Regions from separate parts of the Homo sapiens genome. Here region 2 is linked to region 1. The links are chromatin contacts, found by Hi-C or POLR2A ChIA-PET in ENCODE. All regions are on one chromosome and are shown on one strand. Each heading gives the region's core, a stretch centred on a gene start or an enhancer-like site at or near the end of the contact. The rest is flanking DNA. Distances are from core to core; before and after follow the strand shown.

The links. Hi-C counts contacts between places; a loop is a spot of excess contacts on that map. ChIA-PET counts read pairs that join two places held with the same protein, here RNA polymerase II (POLR2A). Pooled maps may share reads with other maps.
Region 2: a loop to region 1 is called in a pooled map, with 2.1 times the contacts of the local background. The contact joins two enhancer-like sites. A Hi-C loop is called at or near these places in 3 of 168 maps with a recorded cell type or tissue (HepG2, K562 and sciatic nerve) and 1 of 50 pooled maps. POLR2A ChIA-PET finds 5 or more read pairs at or near these places in 1 of 52 experiments (BJ).

The regions. Positions count from the first base shown.
Region 1 is chr12:124,172,959-124,176,187 of GRCh38, reverse strand. The region is part of intron 3 of ZNF664-RFLNA (ZNF664-RFLNA readthrough); the gene reads right to left. Among named protein-coding and RNA genes, the nearest start is that of RFLNA, 120 kb to the left of the region's middle. Within about 2 kb of position 1,272, at least 2 of the 41 ENCODE cell types and tissues checked have a DNase peak (open chromatin) inside an H3K27ac peak, as active enhancers do.
Region 2 is chr12:124,052,796-124,056,366 of GRCh38, reverse strand. The region is part of intron 2 of ZNF664-RFLNA (ZNF664-RFLNA readthrough); the gene reads right to left. Among named protein-coding and RNA genes, the nearest start is that of ZNF664-RFLNA, 81 kb to the right of the region's middle. Within about 2 kb of position 1,911, at least 2 of the 41 ENCODE cell types and tissues checked have a DNase peak (open chromatin) inside an H3K27ac peak, as active enhancers do.

The DNA.
Region 1 (3,229 bases), core at 23-2,522:
ACAGCTTTCTGTAATTTACTTCCATTTCTGGTAGAAAATCTTTTGCAAAAGTATGTTTTTCCTCTTGGGGGCAAAGTTCGCTGTCTTTCCTACTGCAGGATCATTTCCTGCAATCATAGGGCTTTTCATTTTCTGATGCTCTGCCTTGGAGGGATGCTGGCTCTCGGGTGCCCTTCCGCATCCACCTGGTTGCTATTAGAACCCTCCGTTCTGATCTCCACGCCAAAGCCTTGGCTGTGAAGACCCAACCTCGAGCCAAGTTCCCAGCGTCTGGCAGGCATTTTTCTGGAGGGGCTCTGCTGGCTCAGGAGGCATCTTCCACTTCTGCTGCCTGATTGCCTGACGATCCAAAAGGAAATTTATTCATAGATAATTTGAAACAGTCTGAAAGTCCTTCCAATGCCAGAGAGAGTGCATAAGAATCAGCAAGCCCCCGAGGGTAGCGCTCCCACAGCTACCCTGTCTTCACCCTTCCTGTCTTCCAGCTTGACATCCCACAAAGCAATGACCGATGACCACCACCCATCCATGACCACCTCGGCCCAGGTTCATTGCTGGGGATTATTAGAGTCCCCGACTGTCTATGGAAAGGGAGGTATGAATGGAGGGATGAGGTGGGAGATGTCCGTGGCTGTCCCCAGAACACAGCCCCTGCGAAGCTGGAGGTGCTGCCCTCTCCATGGTCAGAAACAGCCCGTGGTGTTGAGCCAAGCGTTTGCAGCCAGTGGAAGCCGCTTCCTGCCTTTCCACTTGGCCTGCCATTTTGCCTGGTGGTGCCATTTAGGGCTTGCCTCTTGGAGTGTTATGGCAGAGGCCAGTATTCCCAGTGGTCACAATGATTGCAGTTCCCTCCAATCCTGCAGGAGCGGGGAAGGGCAAAGCTGATTCCCTAGATGCTCTGTGTGTTTTCATTTTTGTTTCTTAAGAGTTCATTGAAGCTTTTTTTCCCCTTTTGTTTGTTTGTTTTGCTAACATGCTGAGAGAAGAGAGAAAAATAAATCATCAAGACCTTTGTTTTTCTCCATATGAATCTCCAGCTGGTTCCTATTCTGAGATCCTGTTCCTGTCATCATCACCAACTTCTGATGATTCCACAGGCAAAGCGGGTGGTGTTTTTTTCCATTAAAAAAAAAAATAACTCTCTCAAACAGAAGCCCTGAAACTGCTCCCTTCCCTCGGACACCCACAGGCCATCTGAAATACTTGCCATTTGCACAATATCCCAAGGGTGGCCCTCGGATGGCTCTCATTGTCACCAGAAGGACAGCACGCCCGTGTCCCAGCAGCTTGGTGGCAGCTGGAAGTATCTCCTTCGGTCTGTACTTCTTGGCAGTGCCCTTCTCAGCCTGCACCATCTGTGCTCAGCCCAGCCTCATTTCTGGGTAGGGTGGGTTCCCTTTTCTCTTTCCCGTCTCTGTTGGAGGATTTTCCACGGCTGTGCAGTCAGGGTGGGCCCACCGGTCATGAAATCATTGCCGCTGACCTTGCAGGAAAGGTCTTCCACTGGGGCTGACCATTCTTACACATCCTCCTCTGGAACTGGCTGAAGTGGCTGCCTCCAAGCTGGCCGGGTGGCCACGTTTTCCTCTACTGAGTCACCCCCCAGCCCAGGATGCCCCGTAAATGGGCTCTCTGCAAAACGAAGCTGTTGGTTTTGTGCCAAGATGCACAGCATCAGAGGTCAAGGTCAGTTGCACATAGGACAACCATGAAGTCTGTGCTTGCTAGTACTCCGCGGGTAGCTCACACGCCAGGGGACGTGATCAGTGTGTATTATTCTCAAATGGATGGTGACCATTGTGGTTGATCATTAAAAGCTGTAGGCTTCATTTTTTTCCCAAGAAAAACAAATGCTTTTAAAGAGAATGTAGAACATATGTACATCCTGAAAGCTTTTGGAAATGAATACTTTTCTTTTTCTTCAATAATGGGCTATTATACTTGATTTTCCAAAGATCACTACCTTATTTTCTTGAATATCCTTATGAGGTCAGAGAGACCATTTTTTTTCTCATTTTACTGATGAAATGAGGAAACGGAGGCCTAGAGAGATTAATGGCCCTGAAGCCAATATGGGAACACACATTCTCAATATGTCTAACAGGACCTGTTTCCTGTACCACCATAGCTCAACTCTCATGAGACTCTACTGAGTAAATATCTCCCAACAGGAGGGAAAGAAACTAGCACTCACCGATCACCCTCTATGTCCTAGAAACTCCCATAAGCACTTTTTCTCGACTGTTTGCATTTTCAATAATTTAGCACTCAGATCAGAGAGGTTAAGTAACTGGCCCAAAGTCACCCAGCTAGTAAGGAACGGGGCTGGGATTTGAATGCAGGGGTGTTTGACGCCGAAGCCAGAGCTTTGTCCCCGAGCCTTCTGAGCTCAGCAAGCAGGGTAGATTTGGGAGAAAGGAGATGAAGGAAGTGAACAGATGACTAGGCAGATCAAATAAACCAATCGCCAAGATTCAGATCTTTGCCTGGAGTTAGACCATCGTGTCTGCCATTGAGCAACCTGAAAATTCTCCACCTGGCTTCCCACAGCACTTTTGAAACTGGCCCCACAAGTCCACCAAATCTATCAGCACCAGGCATGGTTCTGCAAAGGTGCCCACCCCACCAGGTGCAAAGGGAGGTAGACAATCTTTGGGCTTTCCTTTCTGATTAACTGGTCCTTAGGGGGTTCATTTGCTTGTTTTTGTTGCTTTTTTTTTTAACTAGAATCTAAAAGGTTGATTATTTCAGGCTTTCATTATGAAGTGTGCAATATCACCCCAGTCTTCATATCTTCATACGCCAATACTAAGGTTCTCTGATGGCGATAGCATGATCATAGGACACAGGCGAGGCGCTTTCTTTTTTTTCTTTTTTTCTTTATTTCTTTTTTTTTTTTTTTTTTTGAGACAGGGTCTCACTGTCACCTAGGCTGAAGTGCAGTGGTGGGATCTTGGCTCACTGCAACCTCCGCCTCCTTGGGCTTAAGAGATCCTCCCACTTCAGCTTCCCAAGTAGCTGGGATTACAGGTATGCACTACCATACCCAGCTAATTTTTGTATTTTCAGTACAGATGGGGTTTCACCATGTTGGCCAGGCTGGTCTCAAACTCCTGAGCTCAGGTGATCCGTCTGCATGGGTCTCCCAAAGTGCTGGGATGACAGGCGCTTTATTGGATTCACGTTCACCTCCATTAATTCACATGAGAACCCCAGGGACAGCTTCTCA
Region 2 (3,571 bases), core at 662-3,161, 120 kb after region 1:
TCTACTAAAAATACAAAAAATTAACTGGGCGTGGTGGCAGGAGCCTGTAATCACAGCTACTTGGGAGGCTGAGGCAGGAGAATCGCTTGAACCTGGGAGGCAGAGATTGCAGTGAGCTGAGATCGTGCCATTGCACTCCAGCCTGGGCATCTCAAAAATAAAAATAAAAATATAAAATATAAATAAAGCCTAAACTTAGAACTGGCATGCCGTCACTTCCAATAAGCAGAAAAATCAGAAATTCTTGACAACACTGTTTGAGAGCCCTGATCTGTCCATGCTTGAAGCAGTTATAACTATCCTGGACTTTTCAGTTATATGAGCCAGTGGTTTTTAACCTAAAGTCAGTTGAGTTAGGTTTTCTAACATCTTTAAACAAGCAGGTTCATATTACAGGGATCACAGGTCTCTCTCTCTCTCTCTCTCTCTATTGTTCTTTTAGGATAAGTAAGGCTGAAAGTTGGACTAGAGATACAGGCAACTAGTAATAAGTTATTGAAGTTTACAAAAGAAAACGCCCATGAAGTATTGCAGCGGATAGGAAAGGAGGGAAGGCTTCAGGATACAGCCCCGCAAAATAAGCGCCAACTCCTGACACCCTGTTAAGGGTCCCCACAGAGGCCCACCTAAATGCCCATCTCCTTTAGATAGAAATATCCTATGCTTTCCTGAAACTAGACTATTGGATGTTCCCCAAACAAAGCCCCCTCTTACCCATTTTGTTTAACAAACCATTTATTAAACACCGACTGTATGTGATGCACTGTGCTAGGTTCTAGGGATGGGAGGGAGGGCAAGATAGATGAGGTCCTTTTCATGGTACAAATAGTGAAGCTTGGATGGCTGGCCTCAAACAAGCGATATCCGTAAATGTGGTGCGTGTCCTAATAACAGCACATTCGGCAGAATGAGACTCAGGGAAGAGGTCCCACATTTTCACTGGTCAAAACCTATTCATCTGTCCTAAGAGACACCACTTGCTATAACAAACCACCCCAGCAGCTCAGTGGCTGAATTCTATCTTCTCTTACATCATAGTGTGATGTGGGTTGGGTAGCTCTCCTGGACAGCTCTTTTCAACAAGCACTCAAGGATACTGGCTTCTACCACTTATCTTAAACATGTGGGCTCTGTGTGGAAGAGAAAGGGAAAGCTTGGATGGCCACACAAGGGGTGTTACAGTCAGACATGGAAGTGGCATATTTCTTTTTTTCTTTTTTCTTTTTTTTTTTGAGACAGAGTTTCACTCTTATTGCCCAGGCTGGAGTGCAATGGCGCAATCTCAGCTCACTGCAACCTCCGCCTCCCAGGTTCAAGCAATTCTCCTGCCTCAGCCTCCCGAGTAGCTGGGATTACAGGCATGTGCCACCACGGCCGGCTAATTTCGTATTTTTAGTAGAGATGCGGTTTCTCCATGTTGATCAGGCTGTTTCGAACTCCCGACATCAGGTGATCCACCTGCCTCAGCCTCCCAAAGTGCTGGGATTACAGGTGTGAGCCACCGCGCCTGGCCGGAAGTGGCATATTTCACTTCCACCACTTCTGACTGGCTCTATCGCATGGCCCAGCCACGTGACTCTAACCTCATTGCAACACAGGCCCGGGAAGAGAAAATGGGATGGGTGGGCATCCGGCCCGTCCCTGCAGTGTCATCTTTCAAGGTCTGCCTCCAGTGCCACCAGCTCCACGGAATGGGAGATATCCCGTCCCCTGAAGGAAGGTCCCTCCCTCTTCTCACTTGCTCTGCACTTTACTGGTGACTGTGATGGGCTTCACTTTCTGTTTTGGCCATTTGTGAGTCTGTCTGTCCCCTCCTAATTAGATGGAACCCTCTTGAGGGCAGAGATCCTGTCTAAGTCGCCTTAGCGTCTCCCATAGTATCTGCCACGCTCACGGATGGTGGGCAGCCCACATGTTTATGTGCTGAATTGAGGATGGCAAACCGCCATCACTGGTTTGAACCGTAGAGTAAAAGTTGAAATGTTCTTTTCCCATTTCTTCTCTCAGGCCACCCTGAGACCAATTCTCATTCTAAAAATAATTGCAGTGTCTTTTAAAGGGGAGATTTCTATGTGCCTATAAAATCCCACCATTGACATTTATACCTATGTTCCGTTTCTTTCTACAATTCATTATATTTTTCCACTCTTTACTTCTAGCGAATGGAAAGTGGGTTTAAAAATAGACCAGTGTATTACAGGAAAATTCTCGATCCTAGAAAAAACAGAGAGGGCCACTTCAAAGGAAGTGAGTGGAGCTGCTCTCCTGCGGGCTTGGAGGTTGAAGGACCTTTGTTTCTCATGCGTTGTGCTTGACTGCCCCCTTGCTGGTACGCAGCAATCACGGCCTGTTCTAGCAGAGAGAGGGGGGTTTTGAAGAAATAAGCTTCCCCGGAACTGCGTCCTGAAGCTGTCTGCACGGAAATATGTACAAAGGGAAAAGGAGGAGAAAGAAATGTGGAACAGATCTAGTTGATTCTCAGTTGGCATATCACAGGGAACGTTTTCTATCCCATTTCCCTGTTCAGCGCGAGAGGTGGGGGTTTTTCCTCTCTCCTTGCTGTCGCCTGCCTTTATTTTTCTGAGAGGCTTTTTCTGTTCACTTTACTCTCGTCCTGTTAAGCTGCCTCCCTCCACTCTCTCCTTGAAGCCAAAGACTCAATTCCACTCTGCCTCCTAGAGTTATGAAGACCTTGATTTTTTTTTTTTTTTTTTTAGACAGGGTCTCACTGTGTTGCCCAGGCTGGAGTGCAGTGGTGCAATCTTGGCTCACTGCAGCCTCAACCTCCCAAGTCCAAGCCAACCTCCCACCTCAACCTCCTGAGTATCTGGGACCACAGGCACGCACCACCACGCCTGGCTAATTTTTGTATTTTTTGTAGAGATGGGCTTTGCCATGTTGCCAGTTCAAGTTCAGGCTGGTGTTGAACTCCTGAGCTCAAGCCTGCCTCAGCCTCTCCCAAAGTGCTGGGATTATAGGAATGAGCTCCCCGCCCGGCCGAGACCTTCCTTGACTTTTAGAGCTGAAAAAAGACTAATCAGCAGCTTGTAGGGCTTTTTCATTTTATGGAGGGGGCATCCTGGTAATTCGTCTCTTCTTTTGTAGTTCAGAGAGCTTCCATTGGGGATTTTCAACTAAAATGCAGGACTGCAGAATCCAATTTGTGAAAAGGCTCTTAACCAGGACCTGGGAGGAGATTTTGGAGCTTGAAGGTTCCTTTCTAAGCTCAGGTTAATATATATAGGACTGAAAGCACCTCCGGAGCAGTGAGGTGTCTGGGGTCCAGACACAGGGAGATGGCGCAGGGGCACCCAGCACACGTTTCCACGTGCCCTTTCCCTTTCATCTTCTCCTCCACTAAAGACAAGGTAGGGCTGATATTTTCTTTCACTTAAAAGAAAACAGAATCCCGGGCGCGGTGGCTCAAGCCTGTAATCCCAGCACTTTGGGAGGCCGAGGCGGGTGGATCACGAGGTCAGGAGATCGAGACCATCCTAGCTAACACGGTGAAACCCCGTCTCTACTAAAAATACAAAAAATTAGCCGGGTGCGGTGGCGGGCGCCTATAGTC